Linked DNA regions of Mus musculus: region 1 is linked to region 2. A link is a contact called in ENCODE Hi-C or POLR2A ChIA-PET data. All regions are on one chromosome and are shown on one strand. The core of a region is the stretch at or near the end of the contact, and the rest is flanking DNA. Distances in the headings are between cores, read along the strand shown.

Region 1 (6,155 bases), core at 947-3,446, 86 kb before region 2:
CTTACAGCCGGAGCACATGGTGACTTGTTGGGGACAGGTGTTAGGTGGGGTGGGGAGACTCCAGGATCTTGCTGGGTAAATGGTAGACTAAAAACCACTCCCCTAAGATTCTTTGATTTTGTCTTTGATTTTTATATTTATTTGTGTTCACATGTATGTATGCATGGCCTATGTAGACATGTTTGTGTGCATGCGTTCCTGTGTGTACATGCATGTACCTGCAGGTGTATGTGCACCTGAACGTGAAGGCCAGGGATTGACATTGGGTGTCTTCTTCTATCACTCTCTACCTGAATGTTTGAGTCAGGGTTTCACATTGTTCTTGGTTCAGTTAAGCTGACTGTCAAATAAGCTTCAGGAATCTTCCTTCACACTGGAACATCTAGCTATTTCCCTTCCCTTCCCTTCTTCCCTTCTTCCCTCCTTCCCTCCTTCCCTCCTTCCCTCCTTCCCTCCTTCCCTCCTTCCCTCCTTCCTTCCTTCCTTCCTTCCTTCCTGTCTCCCCCTCCCCTCTCCTCCCCCTCTCCCTCCTTCTCTCCCTCCTCCCCCTCCTCCTCCTTTCTTCTTCTTTGCCTAGATATCTGGTTGTCTGTGCTTTCATTCTAAGCACTTTACTGACTGAGCCTCCTCTCCAGCCCTGTGGCATTGCTTTTCATCTTGAAAAGTAAGCTGAATTTATGCAAGAATTAGTACACCCTTGACATCAGAGGAGGGAGGCTAAATCTTTACTCCATGCTTCCTGCTCTGTGACCAGCAAATCACTTACTGAGCCTTTTTCTCTGTTGAACGTAGTTTACCCAACCTTGTAGGTGTGTGTGTGTATGTGTGTGTGGTGTGTCTGTAGGCCTATGTTTGTCTGTGTGAGTGTGTGTGTGTGTCTGTAGGTCTCTGTGTGTGAGTGTGTATGTGTCTGTAGGTCTGTGTCTGTGTGTGTGAGTGTGTGTGTGTGTGTGTGTGTGTGTGTGCGTGTGTGTTTATGGGGGTCAGTTGAGTTCAGCACTGTAACCATCAGCCAGAATGCAAGAAGTGGAGAAGCCCATGGGGCCTTGAGCAGCTGGCAGCTCTGCGGAGCGTGTGCATGGCTGGGGTCACATGCTCTGAAGAAGAACATTCGTGGCTCCCAAGAGCACAAATGCAAGGCATTCGTCAACTCCCTGGCAACCCGGATGACTAGGACACTCTGTCCTGTCTCTCCCCGCGGGCTGACACTCTTTTAGTCCAGAGCCCACCTGGCTTGGCTTCCGTAGAAGGAACTCTTTCAGGTGCTGACGGCCACTGTCTGCAATCTGACCCTGGGATAATTCAGTCCATGCCCCTCCCAGTACTGCTTCTCCAAAGAGGATCTGAGGAGTTACTTCCCCTGAAGCACAGTTCTCTATGTTAGGAGGTCCCTGCTGGCTCAGTCCTTGAAAACTGGAGGCTGCTTGCTGCCTGCAAAATCATTGACACCCCAAGCAAGGATCCAAGTCCCTACGTCACCACCTAGCACACGAGTCAAGCCAACCTGAAGACATTTTTTCCTGTTCAGGACATCCACGACAGCTTTCCAGGGCACATCCATCCATGCACTTGAGATTCTCATTGCTGGGTATTTTTTCCACCCAGCATCCTCACAGGCTCCATATGGTAGGCTTTTCCCCACCCCTCTGTTCACATTAAGATCATGGCTGCGCAGGGTGCAGTTGTGCGTCTGACCCTTGACAACACCGTTTCTCACATCCTAGCCTGACACAGTGAAAACAGCGTTGAGTAGCCATGTGACCTTGCACAAGCTGGTCAAGGTAAAGTGCGTAGTGTAGCAGTAGGTGGTCTGCACTGTGACTCGCTGTGTTCTCACAGTAGGTCTGCAAGGAGAGCCTGATTACAAGCAAGCACCCTGTGCTAAGGTGACTTTCCCTAAGTCCCATCATGTGAGAGTGTGGCTCCCTGGGAGGGTGCTGGTTAGGAACTGAGTGGGGCCTTGTGTGTACACTGCTCAGCACAGAGCCTGGCATGGGAGGGGCTTGGCCCAGGCCTGCTTCCTTCCCTAGATCCCCTCTGTCCTGCTACACACTACTACATTTAGAAACTGAGCTCACGCTGAGTCCTCTCCATAGCTTCTCTACTGGGCTTGCCCCTCCCTCCCAGAGGCCACTCAAATCCCTTGTCTGAGCTCTGTCAGATGCTGTCTGTTAGGTCCTCTGCCAGTCCTGGAGACACTGTCCTTTGCTGGCTCAAGTACTGCAACCCTGACATTTGCCCCACCCTCCCTCTCCGCCCTGGGACTTTCCTCCTGTGCTCTGGGACTTAACTTCCTGCCATGCTAGGCTGGGAGCTTTCATGCTGTCACACTGTTTTGTGAGGAGTTAGGAACGGGCATGACCTGGGACCCTGGTCTGGGTTCTGTTTAAAACTCTCACGCTTGCTGATTTCTGTGTGGTGACTGAGGAGAATATGTAACAGGAAGATGGGAGCCCCATGGTTGGACCCCATGTGGGCAGGGGAGATAGCTGGGTGAGTAAGGTGCTTATGGCACAAGCCCGAGGACTGGTGACAGGGAGTTGTCACTATCCAAGGAACTAGGCGGTGGCCTAGACTGGGGCCCAGCGTGGAGAGAGAAACAAACATCTGGTAATTGTTGACATTGTGGAAGCCATCGACTGATCAGTCCAGCTAATGTAGATCCGAGGGACACCTGGGTTTTGGTCTGAACTGGGGATGAGGAAGAGTGAGAGGGCATCTCCTCGTGGTTGGTGGACTTTCGAGGTGGTAGACCTGACTGCCAGGCAGAAGACTATAGATAGAGGCTAGTTCTCGCACCTCTAAGAGACAGTTTAGGGAGGTGAAAGGGGGAAAGATCGTAAAGAATTCTTCATCCAGCAGTCCTTTGGCAAGGGCCTCATCTGGCCTAGTCTCCTGGGGGGCAGTGAGTAGAGGCAGCCTGGTCCCTAGAGGCAACCCAGTCCCATTCTTTTGTCTCTCACAGGAGGCAGATGTAGAGAGGTGAATCTGGAAGCAAAGGGGAGGGAAGGTGGGAGCTCAAAAGACAGAGTTAGCTTTTCCTAATGTTGTGGAAAGTCTTCAGACAACATCCTAGAAAAGACAATTTCCAGAATTTGTAAAGGCTCAGAATCCTGGGAAAAGACACATGTCTTAGGGTTTTACTGCTGTGAGCAGACACCATAACCAAAGACAACATTTAATTGGGGCTGGTTTACAGGTTCAGAGGTTCAGTCCAGTATCAAGGCAGGACTATGGCAACATCCAGGCAGGCATGGTGTAGAAGGAGCTGAGAGTTCTACATCTTGGTCTGAAGGTCCTTAGGAGAAGACTGACTTCGAAGCAGCTAGGAGGGAGGTCTCAAAGCCCACACCACAGGCCACACCTCCTCCAACAAGGCCACACCTCTTAATAGGGCCAAACATATTTAAGCACCATAACATGTGTCCAAGAAATAGAGCCAGGTCCTGGTGGCATATGTCTAGAATCTCAGGACCTTGGAAGCTGAGGCAGATGATAGTGAGTTTGGAACCAACCTATAATACATAGTGGTTCCAGGCCAATGTAAGACCTACATAGTGAGAGCCTTTCTGATAAAGAGAGGAGGGATTTGTAAATACCTCTTGTGGCTTAGATAGAGATTATGTGCTGGCATGTCATCAGTCAGCTTTCTGTCACTGTAACAAAGAGCCTGACGCAAGAGTGTATAATAGTAAAGCTTTGCTTTGGCGTCAGTAACTTATCAGCTGGCCCTGTTGGATTGAGACTATTGCACATTAGCACATTACAGCAGGGAAGCAGAAAGAGAGACTCGGCAGAGTCCCGCTGTTAATCCTCAAGGACCGACCACCAGGGGCCTATTCTCCTTCTCTTAGGACCCACATCTTAAAGGTTCTGCCCCCCTCTACTTCCAGCACTATGTGTTGAGGATCAGACCTTTAATACATGCCTCTTGGGAAACATTGCAATCTGGATTGTAACAGAGCAGATTTAGCCTGGTGTGTGCGAGTGCTGACTACCCGGTGAGGGACTTGTAGGTGTGTGTGTGTATGTGTGTGTGGTGTGTCTGTAGGCCTATGTTTGTCTGTGTGAGTGTGTGTGTGTGTCTGTAGGTCTGTGTGTGTGAGTGTGTATGTGTCTGTAGGTCTGTGTCTGTGTGTGTGAGTGTGTGTGTGTGTGTGTGTGTGTGTGTTTATGGGGGTCAGTTGGCGTGTCAGAGGTGTTGGACTTAATCTAGAAACTAACCAGCATCCTAGAGTCAGTGTCTAGTTGATAGAAAGCCAGTCGCTACCGCAGAACACTAAGCAGCCTCCCTCCTCCCCACCCCCACCCCCGGAATCTGGATGCAGCCACGGAAACATCCCCCACACAGCACTCCAGGTAGCCACTTCCAGTCAGAAGTGGAATTGGCAGGAGATGAGGCCCATTTGGCATTCCCAAAAGAACATGAGTCTGTGAATCTGCTTAAAGAGATCCAAGACCACATTCTTCCTTGAATTGCTTCATTAGCTCCCACTCTAGATTGCCTACATCATATAAGACAGTGGAAAACAGGAGCGGTGGGGAAACCCAGGACCCCCCGCCACAAGGGGAGGGCTAACCATTGGCACAGAGGTGAAAGTCTGAGCCTGGTCACTACTAAGACAGAAAGTCCATGGCTCTTGAGGAAGCCCAGCAGTCCTTGGATGGTAGGGAAGTGGAATGTCTGAGTAAATGAAAGAGGCAGTCTAACTCCTGGGTAGAAGGTAAAGGAGTCAGGAAGTAGCCATTAGTCTTTGAACTAATTACAGCCATGATGATCTTGGCAGCTCGGGATGCTCAGAGCCCACACAGGCTGGTGTGCCCAGTGGTTGGTTGAATAAATGAACATGGGGAAGAACTTATCTATCCAACCAGCTGACCATAAAATGTGGGTCCCAAGGCTGCTGTTGAGTTCTCAGCTCTGCTAAAACGCGGCTGTTTCCACTCCTCTGAATATTCCAGGACGGAACATAGAACATTTCCCAGCAAACCACATCATCACCCACTTCTGAAATGCCTCAATTTTATCAACATAAAATAGCAAAAACAATCACGACTCCACATCTCAGATCTGCCTTCTAAAAACAGAACCTGTGTCTGCCTCAGAGTTGTGAAGAAAATGTATTAGGTTGTATTAAACAGCAAGATTGTCCTTTTTGAGGGAAAAGTGAATTAAATCTCATCATGCTGACTAGGGATTTTAATTGGAAATTGAGTCAGTTTGATTTAAATGTGAATCTCTATCTGGAGAATATTTATTAGCATCTGCTATGAACAGGGCTTTGTGTGAGGCATTGGGGAAGAGAGGAAGATGAACAAGATACATCCTCTTGGACAGAACTGATGGTCTAGCCTGGGCTAACGCGTACATGCCCTTGATTGTGACCCAAGTGAACAGAGTATGCAGCAGTGGTACAGGTCCAAGCCAGGAGTGATCAGAGGAAGCGATCTCTTCCAACTTCACCCAGACGGGAAGTATGCCTCCCTCCTTCACAGTCTCTGAGACTCAGAATTCAGAGTCATGAGGGGTGTGCTCTGCAGCTGTCTGATGCTCTCAGTCACCTTGAAGCCACCAAGCTGGTCACCTGCCTTTCTTACTGACAGTAAGAATCATGTCAGGCCTTCATGAGCATGCTGTTTCTCCATGATCTGTGGCCCTTTCCTGGCTAACGTCCTTATGGCTGATTTCAAGAAAACCCCTGTTCCAAGCCTGGGGACTTAATTTGTTCAACATGTGACCCTTTTGGTTGTGGCTGCCACTGAAACTCGGGACCTAACTAAAATAGGATCATCCTCTTTCTGACGTTGTTTGAGCACTCTTGGTCAAACTTTTGTCTGGGTGGGACTTTGTGCTGAGCAGGTAGAAGACACATGCCAGCCCTGCCCTCTGGGGTTAGTGTGGTCCAGGCCCAGAGGTGCTGTGGTTGCACCTGGGAGGATCTCCTATGGATTCTGGGGGAAAAGAAAATGCTTTTAGGTTATGACCAGGAAAGGAAAACACAGAGATTGTGTACGATTGGGCCTTTGCACAATGCATTGATGATGAACGTCCTGGTAGGTAGAGTCTGTGAAAAGTGAAGAAAAAGCAGAAGCTTCCTGGGACACTTGCAGATGTTGGGCAGCTTCAGTCTCACTAAAGTGACTGGTTCTCCAGC
Region 2 (5,898 bases), core at 1,259-3,758:
CCTCTCTGCCAGCCTCTTCCCAGGGGCCAGAGAAAGCAGGAGCTTATGGCTTGGACCTCCCCCAGGCTCTTCCCAGTACGGGGAAGGCAGCTGTTCCAGAGACCACCATTCTCTTATCTCCCGCACCCAGCCCAGATCCACACCAACTACCAAGCTCTTAACTATGAGTAGTCGCAAGACCACTTCCTCAAATGGCTTAAAGGTGGTCCCTGAGGTCTGTCTCTAGCTTCCCAGCAGGCTAAGACACTGTTTCTACTCCAAAGGCTCCCTGACCTAGGAAGAAGGAAGGAGTCTCCCCATCTTTCCCAAACCAAAGGGCAATTCATGCCTTCATGATGTACATCACTAACGGGCACTAACCAGAGTGTGGGGGTGTCACGCACACTCAAACACACACATATGCTCACTTGTTCCTACAGACTTTATCCATCCAAATACACACCAGCGCACAGTTACATAAATATGCATGCACAGCACACACACACACACACACACACACACACACACACACACACACACACTTTCATATACAACCGGCAACACAAACTCATGTATATAAACCCAGTTATCATGGCAAAATCACCCCTTCTCTTACACACGTACACGTACACACCCCCTTCGTGTTCAGAACACTCTGGGCACTCACTGTCCACTGCACCCTGCCCGCAGGAAGCGGCAAAGGCTGCCTTTCCGGGTCAGGTTCTTCCGATGGATAAGCAGTCACTTACCCGCGCGTAGCGGGATGAGTAGGGGTCCTCGAACAGCGCCCAGATGCGCGGTTGCCAGCGGCGCCAGAAGCCGCCAGGCCGGCCATCTGGGGAGTCACTGAGTGCCAATCTCTTGGTCATCTCCAGCTCGTCCTCGCCGTCGCCCGAGTCGCCGGGGCCGTCGGCGTCCGCGTCGTCGGCGCTGTTGTCCAAGGGCGCACCGCCAAAGCTGTCCAGCGCCTCCTCAGCGTCTCGGTGCTGGCGATAGGTCATCCAGCAGCAGGGCTCCACGTCCGTCTCGTCGATGCCCCAGAAGGCCAGCTCCTCCTCGTAGAGCGGCCCGCACACGTCGGCCGGGCAGTGAAGCTTGCCGGTGCGGTAATAGTTCAGGATGTGAGCGAAGACGCCCGGGTGGCGGTCGAAGAAGAACTCGTCGGCACGCGGGTCATAGTCGAAGTGGCTGTGGGCGTCCGGCTCTGCCAGCCAGGCAAGCCGCGTGCCGGGCAGCGTGCGCAGCGTCGAGCGGTACGTCTGGTGGCGCGTGCCGCCCACGTTGATCACGATGCGCTCGCTCTCGTCCCCTTGGCCCATCGCGGCGCCCCCTTAGGCATGGCGCGGCCCAGCGACACCCATGGGAGCTGCCGCCAGGGGGAGTTGGCGACGGGGAGGGGGGCGCAGGGCCTCTTCCCCCCTCCCCCCAGCCGTCGGGGGGCACAGAGGACCGCGGCTCTGGCCACCCACCCCAACCAACGAGCCAAGCTCCCTCAGGGGGAGCTGTCAGGCAGGTGCGGGTCCAGGGGTGTGTGCACGGGCTCCCTAGGGTCTTTAAGGCGCCTAGTGTGAGAGGGAGCTGGCCTGGCTGCGGAGGAGGCAGTGGAAGAGAGGAGGGAGGTAAAGAGGGAGGGAGGAAGGGAGTGGGGCGGCGCTCAGCGGCGAGGCCCGGGAGGAGGGGAGAGAGGATGGGGGGGCCGGGCTCCCGGTATCATCTCAGCGGGAAAATGGAGAAACCGACACAAAGCTTTTTAGGGGAAGGTCAGCTGCTCCGTTTCGGGGGCCGGACCGATAGACCAGCCCCAGCTGGGAAAGAGGGGGTTACGAGAAATCCGCGCTTGGCTCTGCGGTGGTCGCTGCAGCGCGCTCCCGGTGCGGTGGGGACGGATGCGGCTTGCTCTCCTCCCTGCGTGACCGGTCCCCTTCGGCTCTCCTTGCCTATCTGCCTACTCCCCTCGGTGGCGGGTGAAGCTGCCTGACCTCCCTCCTCGTTCCTTCTCCCCGCCTCCCGGAGGGGATGGCGGGTCCCCTGGGTAGGGGCACCAGGGTGCTGCCCCGCGGGGCGGCCGCTGAGCGCAGCACCTTGTGCGCTCGGGCTGGGTCAGGGGTTCCGCTGGGCTGCGTTGGGACTCAGGCTTCCGCGGCGGTGCTGAAGGGACAGCTCCCGGACGGCTGCGGAGCTGCGCTGGGCCGAGCGAAGGTTCTCCCGGCCGGGTTTGCTTGGCGGGGCCGGCGGGCACTGGCTCCGGTGTCTCTGCGCCCCGCACTCCGCTCTCTGCTCTAGGAGGGCGGGTGGCGCTGGCAGCCGAGGCGAGGGGCGCTGCCGAGGTCGGGCCCGGTAGGCGGGGGTGGCAGGTCCGGGCGCGGCGCAGCGAGACTGGCGAGGCCAGGGAGGCGAGGCGCGGAGCGGCCACCGCCGCCACCGCCGCCGCCGCGCCGCTGCTGCCTCCGGGCTGCTGCTCCGCTGCCTGCTCGCTTGCTCGTTCGCGCGGTCCGCGTCCAGCCCGCGGCTCTCCGGACACGGGCACACGGCGCGCGCAGCCGCACTCGCCCCCGGAGGGAGGCGCCGCGCTGGGTCCTAAAAAGCCCTGATTCTGCGCCCCCCTCCGAGGCCGGCACCGAACCCCGCCTCCCTCAACCCTGGCGCTGGGGGCGCCCGCCCTTCGTTGCCTCTTGCTCGGTGGGGACCCGCCGACGCTCCGCCCTAGGGGAGCTCCACTTGTTGGGCGGAGGCTCCCAGCGACGTCTGGGCCCGCGCCCCCGTCACACCGAGGTGAGAAGGGCGGCGGCCAGCTCCTCTTCTAACCCAGGAGCCATCTGATACCCTGAGCAGACAAGCCATTCCTTGACCAGGACGAGACTGACCTCTTAAGGAATCTTTTAATACCGACCCTTCCCGGGGAAGCCTGAAGGCCCAATGATTCTTTCAGAGATAACTTCTTACAGGGACTGTAAAATAATACCTTTTTCACCATCCCTCTGTCCTAACTCACCATTAATGATCAATCCCGAGCCCCTCTTGATCCCTTTGGCCCCTTTCAGGCCTTGAACCCTTCCTGATTCTAGGGTGGCTTAGTCACAACCATGACAGACAGACCTCAGTTTACCCAGAAAACTGAACTACCTTATGAAAACATGCACAAAGACTGCTCAGCCCCTTGAATACTGGCGGCCTCGCTCCCCTTCAGGCACTCTGGGTGGTGAGCCATGCATGTCCAGGGCTGTGGTCCCTACATACTGGAAGTTAATGCTGGGGACAGAGATCGTATTTCTAACTTCAAAGTCCTTCTGGCCCACGCTTGCCACTCACCCCTAGGTTTATTTAATCAACAGTCATTAGCTCTCATTCCGTACTTGCTCCAGATTCTCTACCAAGTACAAAAATCACACGGGACAAGTCAGACCCAGCTCTCAACCTCCAGGGACTCCCAGCTTTTTAAAGAAGTGAGCAGGTGGGATTGAGAGGGACTGGAAGGTCAGGCCCAGCTCCAGAGGCCACTGGGCTATGAAAGATGCTTATTGATTCCTGTCCACTACAATCGAACAGGCTGCCCCGGCACAGGGGATTTAATTAAGAAGCGAGAGACTCTTACCTGTTGGCTAACAGTGCAGATAGCTGTCTGTCTATACTGACCCCCAGGCACTGTTGCGAGCCTAGGGACAAACCTGTGACCTATCTCCCCACCTGATCGTGGGAATCACAGCACTAATTAAAACAGATCTTCATGTCACAGGGGGAAAGTGCGGGGAGGTAGAGAGGGGGTGAGAGGCGGGAGGCAGAGAGGCAGAGTTATCAGAAAGGGGCAGAGATGGACAGACAAAGAGGAGAAAAGTCTGAGGAGACCTCTTCCCTCCAGAAACTAATCACAGCGTTCCTCCAGACAGCCATTCCCTTTGGTCTCAGAGTGAGGCAGGATAGATGGCTTTCAGTGCCCTTCTCTCTCTGGCCAGAGTCTGTCCCATCTCCTGGTCCAGAGTGATGCACCTCCAGCCTGGCCCTGATTCAGATCCCTAGGACAGTGGCTTTCAGGATGCTCAGCCCAATCCTAAGATTAATAGAGACCCCGGAAGTGAGATTTTTTTTAAAAAGAGGCATGCAGAGACAAGGACATGTACAATCTCAGCTGTGAACGGTCAAGAGGCAGACCGACAAAGGGGCTTCCCTAGACTCTTCCTCAGGAAACCTGAGGAGCCAGCCACAGGGGCTCAGGCTGCCCCCTCTTCCCTGTCTGCAAAGCCACATAGGAGCAGAGCTTGGCTCTCCAAATGTCTCTCTAGTTCAGCTCTCTTTATCAAAGGACTGCGTGTGCCTCCAGAGCTTCTTTCCACAGAGCCCTAGACAGGGAAGCCCCTCACTGAAGTCGAAGTGATTCGCAAAAGGAAACCGGCTGGGACCCTAGAGTCCTGGCTTTAGAGGCTCCAGATGTCTAGACTCTTTAACTGAGACTGAGTCTTGAGTGAGGACTTACCAAGAACCTCTGAGAGGTAGGCACTAAGCTCCAGTCAGACTCTACTCCATGGTGAGGAGCAGTGGGCACTATGGTGGGACCTGGGCATGGGAGAAAGCAGACGGAGAAAAGATCAGGTCTTGGAGGGACAGAGAAAAATCTTCCGGTGGAGAAAGTTGGGTACCGAAGACTCTAACTCTGGAGGATGTGCCAGAAAAACATGGCTGTGCCAGGGCTGGAGGGAGAGAGCATGGGAAAGGGGTCACAGCACAGTCCGAGAGCTAAGCAGGCTGGGCTCAGATGGGGGAACCCTCCCCGAAGTGCCCCACTTTCAGAGTCCCACTTTGATCTCTGATGACACCCCCTGGTCCTAGGCTTCAAGGAGCGCTCCCTCTTCTGTACCCCAAGCAGGGCATAAACCGTCCCTTCTCTCACCTCCCCTTCACACCAAGAGAAGGCTGACATTCACAGAAAGCCCAGAAAAACCAAGATGAAAGCACAGGGGGAAAAAAATAAAACAAGGAACAGAGAATCGAGGTTGCAAGGGGGCGGGGGTGGGGATTGCTGATCAAGCCCAGCCTCTTCCGCAGAAATGCTAAAACCTCACCCCTTCCTGCCTTTCAGCCATCCACAGTATAGCTGCCTGCCCCTTCACAAGGGAAGGCTTACAGTCCCCGTCCCCCCCCCCCCCACAAAATTATCTGTGGTAGCTGTGGCTGGTTGAGGATGATCCGTCATGTCTCAGGGTTCTGAGCAAGAACTAGAATAGACTGCCTGGGTTCTAGTCTCTAGTGTCCCATCTCTGACTAACTGTGACCTCAAGAAAGCTACTCAACTCCCCCGTGCTTCAGAGACTTATCACTAGATGGGATTAGCTCTTGTCTCTGCATCCTTAACTCCTATGCTCTCTGGGATGTTTCTGGTTCAAGCTGAAGAAGTAGAAGTGCTGGGATGTGGAAAGACACTACCCCTGACCCCCCACCCCGTGTGGGAATAGCTCCGCTCAAAGGAAGAACTGGGCTGGATGGGAAGTAGAAAAATGTGAGGGGTACCTGAAGGCAAGCTGTGCCTATGTTGTCACACCTGGCACTTGCACACCTGCTGGGATCAGGAACTGGCCCAAGTCCAGCCCCTCAGGCTTTTGTCCAGGTTGGCACAGGGTTTCTGTTGCTCTCCCAGGGTCAGAAGCTTCTGTGTTCCTGGTGGGTTGGACTGCCATCTTGTGGCGGGGCCTGGAATCTAACCTACACTGGCCAGCTGAACAGCTTCTGGCTACCTGCTGGGATGATGGGTCCTGGAGCTGGCAGGTGTCCTCTTCCCGAGTCAGAACTCCCTCTAGTGGGCAACAGGGAGCAAACCCAGGGGCTAGAAGTGACACTGTGGGTAATTGATGACCTTGACTACTGGTTTATAGCTTGGATGGTGACTATGGTGTTGGGCTGAGCTGCCTGCAGCTGCTGCTTCTTACAGTG

The links. Hi-C counts contacts between places; a loop is a spot of excess contacts on that map. ChIA-PET counts read pairs that join two places held with the same protein, here RNA polymerase II (POLR2A).
Region 1: a map of gastrocnemius shows a loop between it and region 2 (3-fold over the local background). The contact joins the enhancer-like site here to the promoter of Kcnc1 in region 2. A Hi-C loop is called at or near these places in 1 of 37 maps with a recorded cell type or tissue (gastrocnemius). POLR2A ChIA-PET finds 5 or more read pairs at or near these places in 1 of 5 experiments (Patski).

Annotation. Positions count from the first base shown.
Region 1 is chr7:46,478,237-46,484,391 of GRCm38, reverse strand. All of the region lies in intron 10 of Sergef (secretion regulating guanine nucleotide exchange factor), which reads left to right. Among named protein-coding and RNA genes, the nearest start is that of Kcnc1, 85 kb to the right of the region's middle. Within about 2 kb of position 2,196, at least 1 of the 3 ENCODE cell types and tissues checked has a DNase peak (open chromatin) inside an H3K27ac peak, as active enhancers do.
Region 2 is chr7:46,393,078-46,398,975 of GRCm38, reverse strand. It overlaps Kcnc1 (potassium voltage gated channel, Shaw-related subfamily, member 1), which reads right to left and starts at 2,508. Exons shown (of 4, transcript NM_001112739.2): 1 at 729-2,508. The coding sequence starts at 1,298.